Regions from separate parts of the Homo sapiens genome. Here region 1 is linked to region 2. The links are chromatin loops, found by intact Hi-C in ENCODE. Cell type or tissue: heart left ventricle. All regions are shown on one strand.

The links. Peaks named below come from ENCODE experiments on the same cell type or tissue, not always from the same donor. Only the 100,000 strongest peaks of a DNase experiment are listed, where the experiment ranks them.
Region 1: it touches region 2 in a loop (4-fold over the local background); 51 of 110 quality-filtered maps call a loop at or near these places.

The regions. Positions count from the first base shown.
Region 1 is chr4:153,747,304-153,755,303 of GRCh38, reverse strand. It overlaps RNF175 (ring finger protein 175), which reads left to right. Exons shown (of 9, transcript NM_173662.4): 2 at 3,829-3,866; 3 at 6,518-6,659. Among named protein-coding and RNA genes, the nearest start is that of RNF175, 8.7 kb to the left of the region's middle. RefSeq lists a silencer at 4,833-5,127. In heart left ventricle, a CTCF peak has its summit at 4,885 (motif pointing right); no DNase peak of the experiment used is centred here.
Region 2 is chr4:153,340,384-153,348,383 of GRCh38, reverse strand. MND1 (meiotic nuclear divisions 1) reads right to left here and starts at 3,696. Exons shown (of 8, transcript NM_032117.4): 1 at 3,644-3,696. The coding sequence starts at 3,646. RefSeq lists enhancers at 2,588-2,707, 2,788-2,847 and silencers at 3,328-3,487, 3,618-3,927. In heart left ventricle, CTCF peaks have their summits at 1,602 (motif pointing left) and 3,841 (motif pointing left); DNase peaks (open chromatin) are centred at 3,303 and 3,753; H3K4me3 peaks cover 2,112 bases.

The DNA.
Region 1 (8,000 bases), 410 kb before region 2:
TGGCTGGGCCTTTTTGTAGGGAGAACAAGGACTGTCCATCTATAGGTCTTTTCTCTTGGCTTAAATTGATTCATTCCCTGTGTAAGGGGCATGTCTGGCTGCCAGCCAAGTGGGCAAGCCCATGTCTAACATGCCTAGGCCAAGAGCACAAATGGAGGCCCTCGTGCCACGTGTCTAAGTATCATCAACTGATCTGCTCTTACAGCCCTGCCTGCAGGTCCACTTGTGGCCCGTGTAGCCACATTCTCCCTACCTGCAGTGCTGGCTGCAGGCTTGAGTGGTAGCAAGGATCTGCTGGGACAGGGAAGATGGAAGTTTCAATGTACCTGTACTAGTTTCCTAGGTCCTCCATAACAACAAAAAAATGTATTATCTCACAGTTCTGGAGGCCAGGAGTTCAAAATCTAGGTGTCAACAGGGTCATGCTCCCTCCAAAGACTCTAGGGGAGACTTCTTACTTGCCCCTTCCAGTCTCTGGTGACTCCAGGTGTTCCTGGCTTGTGGCTGCATCCCTCTGGTTCCTGCTTCTGTCTTCACACGGCCATCTACTCTGCCTTGCTATTCTGTGTCTGTGTCTCTGGATGTCAAATCTTCCGCTCCTTTCTCTTGCAAGGACACTAGGCATTGGATTTAGGACCTGCCCCAAATCCAGATGGTCTTATTCTGAGGTCCTCAATTACATCTGCAAATACCCTATTGCCAGATAAGATCACATTCACAGGTACTGGGGGTTAGGACTCAAACATATCTTTTGGGAGGACACAATTCAACTCACTACGGTGCCTAAACCAGGGATGTGGACTGACCCCACTGACTCCCAAGGAAGCTGTGGTAGATAGGATCTCCCACCACACATCTCACTTTTCAGACTCGGGATTTCCAAGCAGTTCCAAGCTGCTCCCAGACTACCTCACTGCAGTTAATTGAGGAGCCTGGTCAGCCAAGATCCCACTTAGATGGTTTGGGATGGCCAAATTTCAAAACTTTATCTCCAGTTTCCCAGAGCACAGGCTATTCTTTTTCTTCTCCCCAACCTGCCAGTCCCCTGGGGTGTCAGCCCTACATCATCTCTCTCCAATCAAGGTCTACTCACTCAATCAGTTACCAGACTTTCATAATTTTTTTTTTTTTTTTGAGACGGAGTCTTGCTCTGTCACCCAGGCTGGAGTGCAGTGGCGCGATCTCAGCTCACTGCAAGTTCCACCTCCCGGGTTCACACCATTCTCCTACCGCATCCTCCTGAGTAGCTGGGACTACAGGCGCCTACAACCACGCCAGGCTAATTTTTTGTATTTTTAGTAGAGACGGGATTTCACCATGTTAGCCAGGATGGTCTCTATCTCCTGACCTCGTGATACGCCCGCCTCGGCCTCCCAAAGTGCTGGGATTACAGGTGTGAGCCACCACGCCCAGCCTCAAAATATTTTCTTAAGAGACAGAAAAGACACCAGGCACAGTGGCTCACGCCTGTAATCCCAGCACTTTGAGAGGTCGAGGTGGGCGGATCACCTGAGGTCAGGAGTTGGAGACCAGCCTGGCCAACATGGCGAAACCCCGTCTCTACTAAAAATAGAAAAATTTAGCTGGGCATGGTGGCGAGTGCCTGTAGTCCCAGCTACTCAAGAGGCTAAGGCAGGAGAATCGCTTGAACCCGGGAGGCAGAGGTTGCAGTGAGCTGAGATCGCACCATTGCACTCTAGCCTGGGCGACAAAAGCAAGACTCCACCTCGGGAAAAAAAAAAAGAGAGAGAGAGAGAGAGAAAAGATAAAAACACAGTTATTTTGTGTTTCAGGGTTTGAGATGTCCAGGGTCCTCTAAAGCAAGGCAGGGCCCCTGCAGCCGGATCTAGAGGTGATGCTGCCAGGGAGGATGGTGCTAGGGCTCTCTAGACTCAGATGAGGGCTGCCAGTGTCCTCTACTCTCCCTCCACATGCCTGGTGCCTCTTGGCCTGTGCCTCCGGTTTAGCCACTAGTATTCTGCTAGTGTGGGGGCCACCAAACCTTAAACTGACTTTCAGTGAACCTTCTGTTACTAACCCCGGTTGCATCCCCCACTTCTAGACGCCCTAGGAGCCCGCAATCCACAGCCCTCCTGAGGGTCTTAGCACACACATTCTGCTCTGCACTGCCCGCATGCTGGTGGGCTTCGGTGTCTTTTGCCCTGTGGTGTCCCAGTGTCCCTTTCCGCTGGCCCATCTGCTGGTCAGTTTCAGAATTGGCTGCTCTGGACTCCTCTCTCATTCTCCTTGGACTTGGAGGTTTATGTCCTTTTGCTATTGTTCTAGTGGTGTTTGGGGAGGGAGAGGAGGTAAGTGCACTTTTTTTATTTACCGTGTTTCAATAGAAGTCCTCATTTTTACTTTTTTTTTAAACACAGTTATTACTAGTGAGTTTGAACACCTTTCCATAAATTTATTTGTCATTTGTATATCTCAATTCGTGAATTTCTCATTCATGTACTTTGCCCTTTTGGACTGTCTCTTTTTGATTAAATTATAAAAACCCTTTTTACATATGCTTATTAGTTTTTTGCCCCTCACATATGTTATGCTTTCCCCAGTTCAATTTGTCTTTCAAATATTGAGGACTATAATGTATTTTATTTTAAATGTCCTCAAAATCTGTCATTTTTTAACTTTATAATTTCTGGGCTCTACATTATACTTAAAAATGCCTTTTCCACTGCAGAATTATAAACATGTTTACCCATGTTTTCTTCTAGTACTTTTAAGGTTTTCTTTCTCACATTTAAGAGAGAACAAGGCTTTGGATGAAATAGAAAAGTATAAGTTTAGGCAATATTTGCACAATGCCAGGACCTTTCTGGGTGATGCCAGGAAAGAAGTGGGTGGCACAGGGGGTAATACTGGCAACTTCTCCATGGCTCCCTGCCCCCAGGTGATCCCACCAGGTGGGTCCCTAATATTCAAATGGAGGTCACAACATCTGGGCTCAAGTGTTGAGTTCCAGGAGTGAAGCAAGCCTCAGGTAGTCAAGGTGCATGAGTCTCCTCCTTTGTTCCACAGGTCCCTTTCTGCTAACTTCTGCTTTGGGGGCAAAAACATTGGTTGTCTATGCTCTTCTGTGCTCTCCACCAAAGTTACACGATTACGTCTTTCCAATGATTGGCCTTAAAGGTTTCAAATGACCAAATGTAGTGGGTTAGCAATAATCTAGAAAAGGTAGTCCATGGGTGGACTCTGCAGGTCATCCAAAAAGCATGGTTCTGGAGACGATGTCTGTGCTTTCCAGCTCAATTTGTAAGGGCACAAGCCCAGATTACTCCCTTCCCTGGGGTCAGTAATGATGCCTTCTTAACAAGAGAGTACAAGAATGCTCCAAATCAACGGAGCCTCTGCTCAGCTCTGTCTCTGAAACTTTGAACTTGGAAATGATATTTACTCACTGACATTGGAGATATTTACTCACTGCAATCATTTAAGATACCAGCAAAACAGATGGTTTTTAGGGATGCTCAGACTCACACTTCATATCCTAGAAGCCAGAGTAGCATGGCCTATTGGGAGACCACTCTCTGTAACTTTGACTGATTTGCCAAAACAAAACCACAGAAATGGAGCCTCATCTGATTCTCTGATCCAGGAACAGGATCAAATATTTATTAATAGTGACCTGATTACTCTTTTTTTGTTTGTGTTGTTTTAGTTCTGTAAGCAAATTATTTTACTAGGACTTTTATCCCAAATTATTCAAATACTATGTGACATTGTTATTTTTCATGGTCTGGGTTTCCCATATATTGCTTTCACAGAAAAACCAAGAAAATAAGGACATTTTTTGATAAGGGCCCTTTTTATGTTTTTCAGCTCTCTCATACAAAGCTTTCTGCAGAAGACACATGGAAGTAAGTAATTAGTATTTTTTAAGAGTTGTTTTGCTAAAAATTAGATTTTTATCTTAACAGTTGAGAAAATGAATGAAGTCATCATTTTATTTGTAAATTTTCCAGGATAGAGAAGATGGGGTAGGATACACAAATACTACAGACCAAAATGCATGGATTTCATCTGTTTTCTACAGCATGATCTGTAGAAAAAGATCATGCAGTCCCACAAAGGTGGATTAATATATCCTTCAAAATATGGCTGTGTCAAGTTACTATTTATTTTAGGCACAAGATACACTGGTTTTGTTCCTATACCATTGCCCCTGTGTTCTGGTGCATACTGTAGGGCCATTGGGCCCTGTGAGCACCACATGAAGTGAAATAAGAATGAAAAGCTCCTCCTTTTTTGTATTACAGGAGTCAATTTTGGATATATTCCTACTCAAAAAGGAAAATACTTACTACATTTGTACACCAATATATACTTTTCAAAGTACTTCAACATAGGCTAACCAATTTGAGATGCATTTTTATTATAGATTAATCTCATATAACAGATTAATAGATTAATCTCATAAAGCATATTTTATTTTATATCTATGCAAATCCTATTTTAGACTGATGATGAAGTCACTCTTTTATCTATATGCCGTAAGTTCAAAGTCTGTTAATTATATAGAATATTAAACAGCTATTTTAGATTTGGAGCTGTATAAACCACAACTAAGCACTTGTATTCTTTTCATTTTTCTTCCCATATCTTCAGGGGAACAAGTTTGTTTTTTTGCTTGTTTGTTTAAATGAGCTTCTAGAAATCATTCCTGTCTCCTGAGCTCAGCTTCCAATAGAGAGACTAAGAGCCACGTAATTTTATTCAAGTTGCTTACCTGATATGGATTTCATCTTCGTCATTTGATAAATGAGGGAGATTCATTCCATCTATGGTAACTTCCAGCACTGACATTCTGAGAATCCCTCTCAAAGAAACTGAACTTGAGCAGTATTTACTGGGCTCTGTGGGCTGATTTCTACACCTTTTCCAGCAGGGGGCACCCTTGGGATTTGGATGAGACCCTTTTCTGAGGCATTCACTGCTCTTTGGAGTAGCTGTAGAAATGCTGGCAGAGGGAGAGAACCCAACCCACATACCCATCAAGTGCCTTTAAAAGGTCACTATCTCACGGCACAGACTGTTACCCTGTGGTGTTTTCTGGGTGGTACATTAGCTAACTGCATATTGTAACTAGACGTAAGTGGAAACTTAAGAGATTTTGTGACTGATGGTGCCACACTAGGGATGAAAGATAATGATAACCAGTATTTAGAAAGTAACTGACAGCATTCATGATTTTTCCCCATGTTCACTCATCTTGACCCTGGGCCTCTTTCTCTTCTGCTAGGCTTGTGGTTCTCAATCTTGGCTGCCCCTTAAAATCACATGGGATGCCTGAAAAATTCCTGATGTCACATCCCATTCTGCAAATCTGTATTAATTTGCTAGGAATACCATAACAAAATACCACAGAATAGGTGGCTTAAAAATCAGAAATTTATTTTCTCACAGTTCTGGAGGCTGAAAGTCCAAGATTAAGGTGCTGGCAGGTTTTGGTTGGCATGTTGAAGTACAGGGGATTAGGACATCAGTGTATGAATTTTGAGAGGGTGAAATTCAGCCCCCAACACCCAGAAATGGTCATCTAATTGATCTGGATATGGGGGGTTAAGATTTTTTTAAAGCTTCCCAGTGTTTCCTAACTTACAGACAAGGTCAAGAACGACTGCTCTAGGTTTTCATCGAGGCTACCCCAGAACGTTAAAAGAGATGACAAACTATTTTGTTGATTTTCTCTACAATTGTGCAAAACTAAGCATCCAGCTAAAATGGGAACATTCAGCCATCATGGGAATGTCTGTGCATGTCTAAGATAATACTTAAGCCTATTCTTTCTCTCTATTATAGTCCTGTAACAATTTATACAACTCATTCAGAAGCTTTCCATTGCCCCCTGGATAATATTCTCTCCTCTGGCATAAGCACCATCTGCAGGGTTTCCTTTTACTTGAAATAGTAGCAAATGATTTAAAATTACCAACGTTTGACTGTTTTTGACTTTCAAAAATTGAAGTTTCATATGATGCAGCTCAATAATAATTATTCCTTATATAGACACAAATAAAATAACATGTGCTTTATAGTCTTACAACAACCTTGTCAGTTACAGAAGGATGGTTATTTGAAATTTGCAAATGAGGAAACTGAGGCTCAGAGAGGATAAATGACTTCCCCAAGGTTGTGAGGCAATGAAGTGGCAGATCAGGGACTGGACCCCAGGTCTTCCTGGGGCTCATTACTTTTTTTAGCCCCATCACTTAACTTAAAAGACAAGGCTGAGGCCAACCACATGGGAAAGCAAAGGAACTGGTTTTGCTAAGAAAGTCAGGCTCCTCCTCCCAGCTGCTCCTTCTCCAGATCTAGGGAAAGGGAAGAAACCAAGAAAAACTTAGAAAAACTTTACAATCAAAGCTTACCAACCCTTATATTTGAAATCCCCTGTTGCTTTTTGTAAGCCAAACCTGTTTTTTGTTTTTTTGTTTTTTGTTTTTTGTTTTTTTTGCTAAATGCGCAAGGTTGAGGGCTTTTTCAGATGACCTCATTTTGCTGGTTCCAGCCTGCAGCAGGAGAGGATGTACAAGATGCACCGGGGCCACGATTCCATGCACGTGGAAATGATCTTGATCTTCCTCTGCGTTCTGGTCATTGCCCAGATAGTGCTGGTTCAGTGGAGACAGAGGCATGGCCGATCCTACAATGTGAGTCATCCCCGTGGCTGCTGGGAGCCTGCTCCAGCTTGTATCAGCTTGACTGTTTTTTTCCAGGACATGTTCTCCCTTGGTTAGCACTTTGAAGGAACTGCCTTGGTTTAAGTCAGTGGTTCTCAACCAAGTGCAATTTCACTCCCAGGAGACATTTGGCAATGTCTGGAAACATTTTTGACTGTCAAGACTTGTGGGGGGTGAAAAGGGGGAGGGGAGTTGCAACTGGCACCTGGTGGATAGAGGCCAGGGATGCTGGTAAACATCCTCCAATGCAGAACAGCTCCCCACAACAAAAATTATCTGGCCTAAAATGTCAATGGTGCCAAGACTGAAAAACCCTGGTTTAAGTAAACCAGTTTTCCCTTCATGCATGAACAACTTCTGCCAACAGTCCAGGAAAAGGAGGATTAGAATAGCCAAAAGAAATGGTTTAGGGTGTCTGCTATGGTTTGAATGTATCCCCCAAAGTTCTTGTGTTGGAGATTTAATCCCCAATGCAACAGTGCTGGGAGGTGGGGCCTAATAAGAGGCGATTTGGCCATAAGGGCTCTGCCCTTGTGAATGGATTAATGCCATTAATTATTGTGGGAGTGGGTTTATTATAAAAACATGAATGTGGACCCATTTTCTCTCTCATTCTCTCTTGCCCTCTCACCTTCTGCCATGAGATGACACAGCAAGAAGGCCCTTGCAAGATGCAAATCCCTCTGTCTTGTACTTTCTAGCCTCCAGACCATGAGGCAATACATTGCTGTTTATTATTTATTACCCAGTCTGTGGTATTCTGTTATAACAGCAGAAAACAGACTAAGAAAGAAAATTGATACGAAGAAGTGGGTCTGTTACTATAACAAATGCCTGAAAATGGGGAAGCAGCTTTGGAACTGTGTAATTGGGCAGAGGCTGGAAGAGTTTGAAGGAACAGGCTAGAAATAGCTGGTCTTGCTGTAATGGAGTATTAAAGGCAAGTCTGGTGAGGGCTCAGAAGAAGAAAAGAACTATAGAGAAAGGCTGAAACTTTTTAGCGATCACTTAAGTGGTCATGGTCAGAATGTTGGTAGAAATATGAACAATAGAAGCCATTATCCTGAGGTCTTAGACAGAAAATGAGGAACAAGGTATCGGAAGCTGGAGTAACGGCCATCCTCATTATAAAGTCACAAAGAACTTGGCTTAACTGTGTCCATGCTGGAGGGCTTTATGGAAGGCAGAGTTAAGAGCAATGAACCAGGATATCTGGTGAAAGAAATTTCTAAGCAATATATTGAAGGACCTGCATGGCTTCTTTTAACTGCATATAGTAAAATGAAAGAAGAGATAAATGATTTAAAGATG
Region 2 (8,000 bases):
CATCTACCCGCCTGCTGGACAAACTTCAACTCCGTCAGTCTAAACTGAACTCTTCCTCTCTCATACCTACTCCCCACAAACTTGCTGTTCTAGACCTTGAGTCTCAGATACTATCTCGTGACCCAAGCCAGAGGCCTGACAGTCATCCTAGGTACCTTCACCTCCTTATCTCACATCCAACCAATCACCAAGTTCTGCCAGTTTCAGCATTTAATTATTTCTCTTATCTGTCCTGTCTGTTCTATCTCTACTACCACTGCCTCATTCAGGCCTTCATCATCTATCTCCTGCAATATACCTCCAGTCCCCTAACCACACTTTGACTCACCCTCTATGTTCACATTCCGCACTGGGAAAACATAAATAAGACCTTTTTCCCTGCCTTGCTCAAAACCCTCCAGTGGCTCCCAGACATCCAGACGTTTCTGAGTACCCCAGTATGATATACAAGGCCCTTTATCACCTAACCCCAACCTACCTTTTATAGCCTCTTCCACCACACCCCACCTCAAACTTTGCCATTAACAGTATGGAGACCTAAGCAACTTGTAATACAAAAACTGCCTGTAATTATCTACTCGAAGAATGCTCTCATTTCCATCCTTAAAAAAAATGTTCCTCCACCTAGAACATCCTCACTTCTTGCCTAGTCAAAACTCCAAAACATCTCCCAAGGCTTAGTTTAGGCACTCTCCCTCCAGAACTTCCCTGAGTTCACAGGCTAAGCATGTATTCCCAGAACACACCTTCATCAAATCACTCACTACATTGAAAAGATGTTTACTTGTCCGTATCAGCACACTGAAAAACTTCTTCAGAACATGAACTGCCTTTGCCTTTCCAGGGCTTAGTGCCAAGTTAGACAAGGGAGACATAAAGCTCTTAATTTTAGGACCATGTATCTAAAGCCCCCAACTCTAAAATTTGAGGCTGCTCAGGCTCCTAAGCCCCCCAACACCTACCATACTCCCATAGATATAACAGGTGAATTAATCATAGTGAATTCAGTGACATCATGTATTGCCTGGCTTGAAGAGACAAATCAGAGAAATCTCAGTTAGGCAAACTCCAGGAACCCATACAGATCTGCTCACTAAACCTAGGGCTGAGAGCTAGGGTCCAGGACTGCTCTATTTGCCTCCCTTCATTCTCACCTCTGCAGTATCTGACAAATCAAGCATGAAATTCATAACAGTTAGAAGACTCCTTCAACATATTTTTCTAGTCCAATAGGTCCTAAACTGCCATACATTAGAATCACCTCAGGAGTTTTTAAAAAATACCGATGCCCAGGCTCATCTCTAATGAATGGAATCAAAATCTCTGGAATGGGACCTGGGCAACATATTTTTTAAATCCTCCAACTTATTTTAAAAATCCTCTCCAACATATTTTTTAATTGTGCCCCAGGGTTGAGAACCCTACTTTTGTCAGCCCAGAATCTGAAGGCCATGTCAAGGGCGCTGCGGGGCAATGGGAATCCCTTTAGAATTTCAGTGTGTCGCTGCACTAGCAGAAAGCAGATCCTGAAGTGTTAGGAAAGACTCCTAACATTTTGATATTCGAAACAGCTCCTTGCACTCCACAAGAATCTGCCCCCCAGAGGCAGGCAATGAGGAGAATCTAGCGTCCTGGGGTACCCAGTTTTAGGAAAGCTCTCAACACTCAGCTCAGCAGCTATGAAAGTTACTCAAGAAATGTGGATGAGCTGTATCATCCATTTACCTTGTTTTCAGGCTGATTTATTCATCAGTCTCTTTCATGACTAGAAATAATTTCTATTATTAACCACAGTAGGAGTATCATAGCCAGAATTAAAATAACTAATGTAAAAAGATGCCATATTAATACTCATATTTAGAAACTTCTCAAAAAAATCAATGAGGATTTATCTAATATTTAATTAAGACTAGGAAAAACCTGATAGTATAAGTTAGAGATGCATTCAAATTAGTAAGTCAGGAGACTCAAAACCTGACTCAAGGACTATGAAGCTTTCTGGAAGTATTTTAAACCACTTAAAAAATCATGTTATCTGAGGAACCTTCTCAGTTAGAAGTTATGGAATTCCTACAGCCAGCCCTACTAATCAATTACGATAAAATTATGAAGAATTATTAAGTAGACATCACTGCTGCTCTCAGAGTTCAGCACTGCACTTCTCCAATTTCAAAAATTGCCTGAACTCATTAACTATTTACTTAGGATGCCTAACCAAATGAAAACAGCTATTAATTCATAATCAATCAAAAGTTTACCTTTGACCAACACTAAATTTATTTCTCGATCACATATTAAAAAATAGGAAGTCCACATCTTATCAAAAGCTTTAATTTTTTAAAAGGATTCTCTATTATCGGAGGTAAGCTTCTAAAGAGTTAACACATTTAGTATTAGCAGGTGATTCATGTGTAGAGAGATAGATTAGGTAAAAGGACAACGCGCGTTTGAGCTGCACAGTTCTCCAAGTCAGTTATACGAGGCCAGCAACTCTGCAGAGAAAAATTGTAACACAGAAGGGCACTGCTAACAGATTTGTTTTAACTGTAGTCCTGTTTGGCTCCTTAGAGCACTTCACGCCCAGGTGGCTGGGTTGTTAGTTTAACCACAAAGAAGCCGTTATCATTTATAACTACATCTGGACAAATATCTTCAAATAAATACCATACAACTGGATCCTGGTGTCCCACCCTGCCCCCCTTAGCTCGGCAACATTTAACGGCCACGTAAGTAAATGAAGATATTAAAATCTTAGATCCATTTAACCAGATGTTGATTCTTCGCCAACTGAAGCAGAAAAAACGGCATGAAACTTTGAAGGTTTATGAAAATGATTTGATGAGCAGAAAGACGTTAAGCTCACAAAGCCGATCTTACCAGGACTTAACTGATCATGACCCACGAGGAAGCCTAATTCAGTGCAGAGCGTCCTTAAAAAAGCAACAGCGCCCTACACAACCAGCAGCACCCGGCACAAGAGCAGCGACTCCTGCCCTTTGGCAGAAACCGGGGCGTTTTCACAGAAATCGACTAATTGGCACACAGTGAAGATCCATTAGGTAACTCGAAACTGAGCAGTTCTGGAATGTGCTCTACATATTACAATACAGAAAACCACTCAATGGTGACAAACCAGGAGTGCGCTTTGGGATCAAGACGTTCGCTCCCCGCAGTCCCTCCCGCCCACTTGCGCTTTCTCTCCCCGTTCTTAATGGGGGGGGCTACACCACGCGGGGCCGAAGCTGGAGGCGTAGGGAGCCCAGGTTCTCAAGGGCCCCGTGGTCTTTTAGATAAATCCAGGTTGGTGAAGTTCTCGGGTCACGTTCGCGAACGCTTCCCGCGTTCTAACCTAACCCGCCCGAACGGGCCCTGGGGACAGACGCGGGGTGCAGCCGGCGGGGAGGCCGCGGATGCCCCCGCGCCTCGGGACTCCGGACAGGAGCGGCGGGGAACGCCGCAGAGTGCGGAGTGGCTGCGGCGGGGCCGGGCTGGGCCCCTACACGGTGAGGCCGAGAGCCGGGCGACCGCTCCCGCGGCCCGGAATGGCGGTCAACGCCAGGCCGGGATCCACATGCAGCCGAGGGGCGGCGAAGCCCACACACTAGGGAGGAAGAAGACGCGGGACCGTAGCCTCAGTCCTTACCATGGCGCGGGCGCAGGGGCTTCCGCTGGCCGGGCCCGCGCTTGGGGAGAGGGGCGGGACAGGCCAGGACGCGTTTGATTTTGGCGCCGACTACGCCGCGGGGGCGGAGCAGCGAGACGGTGGAGGTGGGGGAAAGAGGCCGGTCCTCGCCCGCGCGGCGCGCAGCGACCCCTAGCGACCCATCCGAGCCGCCGGCGGGGGAAGGGGCGCGGGCCTGGGGCCGGGGCTGTGGGGAGCGTGTCCGCGTCTCAGTGGACGGGTTGCAGAGCTGCCTCCGTCTCCTCGGTATTCTGTGAATGTGACCTTTTTTTTTTTTAAGGACATCTTGCCTTTGCTTTTACTGCGTTTTCTTGGCGCCGCAGAAATATGGCCTAAGTTTGGATGTAAAAAATAGAGGCGTTTAGGCTGTTGAGGAAGGAAACGCTGCCTCCATCCTTCCGGACTTGTCCTGTCTGGGGCGGACTGGATTCCTTTCTCGTCTTCTAATCTGACCCCTCATCTTCTCCCGAGCCGCTACCCACTGCTTTCCAGCTTTTCAAATCCTGTGTATGTCTGTTTGTTTTTCCCTTAGGTTTTAAAAAAGAAGGAAACAACGGAATGAATTTCAAATCAACATGGTCAAAAATACGCTACTTCATGGCTTGAGAATAGATCCAGATTCATAGCAAAAGCTCAGGCCCCTGAAAGTGCTGAAAAATTTTAACTCAGAATTCAATTATTTTGAAAATTATTCTATGGTGTTTTGAACCATTTTTAGGTGTAAGAAGTACGGTTGGGCGCTGTGGCTCACACCTGTAATCCCAGCAATTTGGGAGGCCGAGGCGGGCAAATCACTTGAGGTAGGGAGTTTGAGACCAGCCTGGCCAACATGGTGAAATCCCATCTCTAATAAAAATACAAAAATTAGCCAGGCGTGGTGGCGGACGCCTGTACAATCCCAGCTACTCGGGAGGCTGAGGCAGGAGAATCGCTTGGACCCAGGAGGCAGAGGTTGCAGTGAGCCAAGACCCCGCCACTGCACTCCAGCCTGGGCGACAGAGTGAGACTCTGTAACACACACACACGCACGCACACACACACACACACACACACACAGTGTAGTAAGTCTTGTAGATGCTATAAGAGTAGCATCTAAAGTTGGAATTTATGTCCCCTGTTGCTTCTGCTGGAGGCAGAGGAAGGGGTACATTGAATTGCAGAGTTCCATTAATTTGGTTTTTCCTGTAAGAGTTATACCATGTAACTGATGGTACATAAGGTAATTTTAAAATGATAAATGAGTACATTAAGTAACTACAGTAGTGGTATATACATTTGTGCTACTTGGGGAAAGCCTTGTCTTAATTGGCTCTCAGGCTTGTTGCAGGTGAGTGGTGACTATCTGAGGCCAGTGGCGCTGTGGCAGAAAAATTTACCAAGGCAGTTGTAAGTAAAGAAAGGCAGAATCATTAGAGAAAGCATGAAAATACGTTGCAAGGGAGCAATGGGCAGAATCAGCAGAAAAGGAGCTGACTGCAAGGAAACAAAGGCTTGCTGGGGATTTTATAGAATAGTGCTTATGCTGTATACGGAAGAGGGCTTTGTGCAGTACTGATGTTACAGTCCCAAGTTTTCCTCCGCCCCTGCCTCTAAAGCGACACAGTGCAAAAGCCTGCCCTGGGACAGTAACAAATTGACCCAAACAGGTCTTCTTTTGGGAAAAATGAGTGCTAAATGGATATAAAAAAGGGTCACTTAAGCTGCATCTGTATCCTAAGTGTCACTGAGAGCTGCTGTGACAGTTCTCTGAGGTTCCTGTTGTGCATTGCAGTCTTGATCAACCAGACCTGGGAATCACCGCCACCTAGGAAAGAAGACACATTCTACTGCCTCTGGTTCCTTTGCATTTTCAGTACAAATACCTTAAACTTCAGATAACCTTCTGATGCCCCTTCCTTGACATTCTGAAAAGCATGACCTATAGGAGCAGCTTATTTATTTATTTAGAGTTGGGGTTTCGCTCTTTTGCCCAGCCTGGAGTGAAGTGGCATGATTTTGGCTCACTGCAACCTCCAACCCCTAGGTTCAAGCGATTCTCTTGCCTCAGCCTCCTGAGTAGCTGGGATTATAGGCGCCCACCACCACCCCCGGCTAATCTTTGTATTTTTAGTAGAGATGGGGTTTTACCATGTTGGCCAGGCTGGTCTCGATCTCCCAGTCTCAGGCGACCCATCCGCCTTGGCCTCCTAAAGTGCTAGGATTACAGGCGTGAGCCACCGTGCCTGGCAGGAGGAGCTTATAAAGGAAATAGGAAAACAAAGTCAAGTCACTTGGAAGAGACTGAGGAAAAAGTCTGCAATGTAGGAAAAGAAGTAGGAGAATGCAAAACCAAGAGAGGAGAAAATTTTAAAAGAAAAACTTTAGACAAATGAGTTCCTCTCGGCAACGTGGCCAGAGAGGTTTTTTGTTGTTGTTGTTTTGTTTTTTTGAGACAGGGTTTCACTCTGTCACCCAGGCTGGAGTGCAGTGGCACAATCATGGTTCACTGCAATCTAGAACTCCAGGGCTCGAGGGATTCTCCTGCCTTGCCCTCCCAAGTAGTTGGGACTACAGATGTGCATAACTATGCCTGGCTAATTTTTTAAAAATTTTCCATAGAGATGGTGTCTCCCTATGTTGCCTAGGCTGGTCTAGAACGCCTGGATTCAAGCAATCTTCCTGCCTTAGCCTCCCAAAGTATTGGGATTACAGGTGTGAGTCATGCCTAGCCAACAGGAAGTTTTTATAGACAGAAAAGGGAAGTGAGTTACAGAAATAGCTTGACTGATTACAGCTCCTTGTTTGAATTATTTGGCCACTGTCGGCAGCCTGTGGGCTGAAGCTCAGCTACTTGTGATTGGCTGAGAATTGGGGGTTTGTTACACACCATGCTTGGTTTTCAGTTTGTGTACCACGTTAGGTTGCAGTTCCTTACAATTCCTTAGGTAGGAACTCAAAGTGTGGAGACAGCTTCAAGCCAATGGCCGCCTGCTTATTTAACAAAATTTTAAGGAAGAAATAGTAAACATTATCAACCTGTCAGTCACAACACAGCTTCTGAGTTAGAAATGACAATGCAATCATGTCATTTGGGTAGGGCGTCATTCTCAATGGGATGACATCAAAATGGGTTCCTGGGAGACAAAAAGATCTTAGATGGTTTGTGCTCCAGTGGTTTGTGGCTCTCAGTACATAAACAGATGTACAGTATATCTCTGGTATTAAAATTTCATGGGACTGGGGATGGCATTGTGAACAGGGAAAAAACATCTAAAAAGGTTCTTTATGGGAATGGTAATGAGAAAAAAGGTTGAGAAAGACTGATGTCTAGTGAATATATAATTTATCATCCGAACTGAGACACTTCTGAGAACAGAAGGGAATGCTATTCCTATTTATGCTAGGACACAGGCATAAAGAGGATTGTCCCCATCAGCTATGTGATAACATGGAACTTCCATTATACTTTATTAACCCTTCTCCATGGCTCTTTAATTTTCCCTGTTTTATAGTTATTCTTTTAATCTTTCCATCTGGAATGTAAACTCCTTAAGAACAGGCACAGTAACATACTCTTTATAACGGTGCCTCATCAGTAATTTCTTCTTGAGAAATTCTGTGGTCTTGCCATATCAGACTATTTGTTATTCCCTGAACAACTCATGTTCTGGTGCCCTCTTTTAGCACAAGCCTGGGGGGAGTCTGAGTTCCAGGGTGACTCCAGGTGCCTGTGGGTCTACACTCACCCAGCAAGTATCCCTATGGCCAAGAGAGTATAACATTAAGTAGCAAATAAAAAACACTGTGACTGGTGGAGACACCACAGAAGAAAGGAAAATGTCTTTTTCATACTTCTTGAACAAGGGGCCTTGCATTTTCATTTTGCACCAGGCTCTGTAATTATGTAGCTAGCTCTATATGTATTCAGTTATTTGTTTCATCCCAGTAAAATGAAAGTCTGTGAGAAGAGGAGCTTTTTTTGTTTACTGCTATTCCCTAGTGAGACTAGCATAGTACCTGAACATTCTACACTCAGTAAATATTTGCTAATGAATACAGCAGTTTATGGTACTGTAAGTATCTGGTCTGTTTCTCCAAGCAGGCTGTAAGCTCTGTGAGGGTACAGGCTTCAGTATTCATCCCGGTATCCCGTCCACCTAGCCAAAAGGCTGGTGGACCAAGGGTGCTTAGACGTTTGTTTGGTCAGTGACTTTAACAGTGAAAAACAGACAGAAGAGTGAGTAGAACATCAAATGTCCACTTGCCCTTCCAGTCTCCTTAGGCAAAACTGAACTCGTTCTCTCCTCTGGAAAGGGATGCATCTGGCTTCATGTGAAAT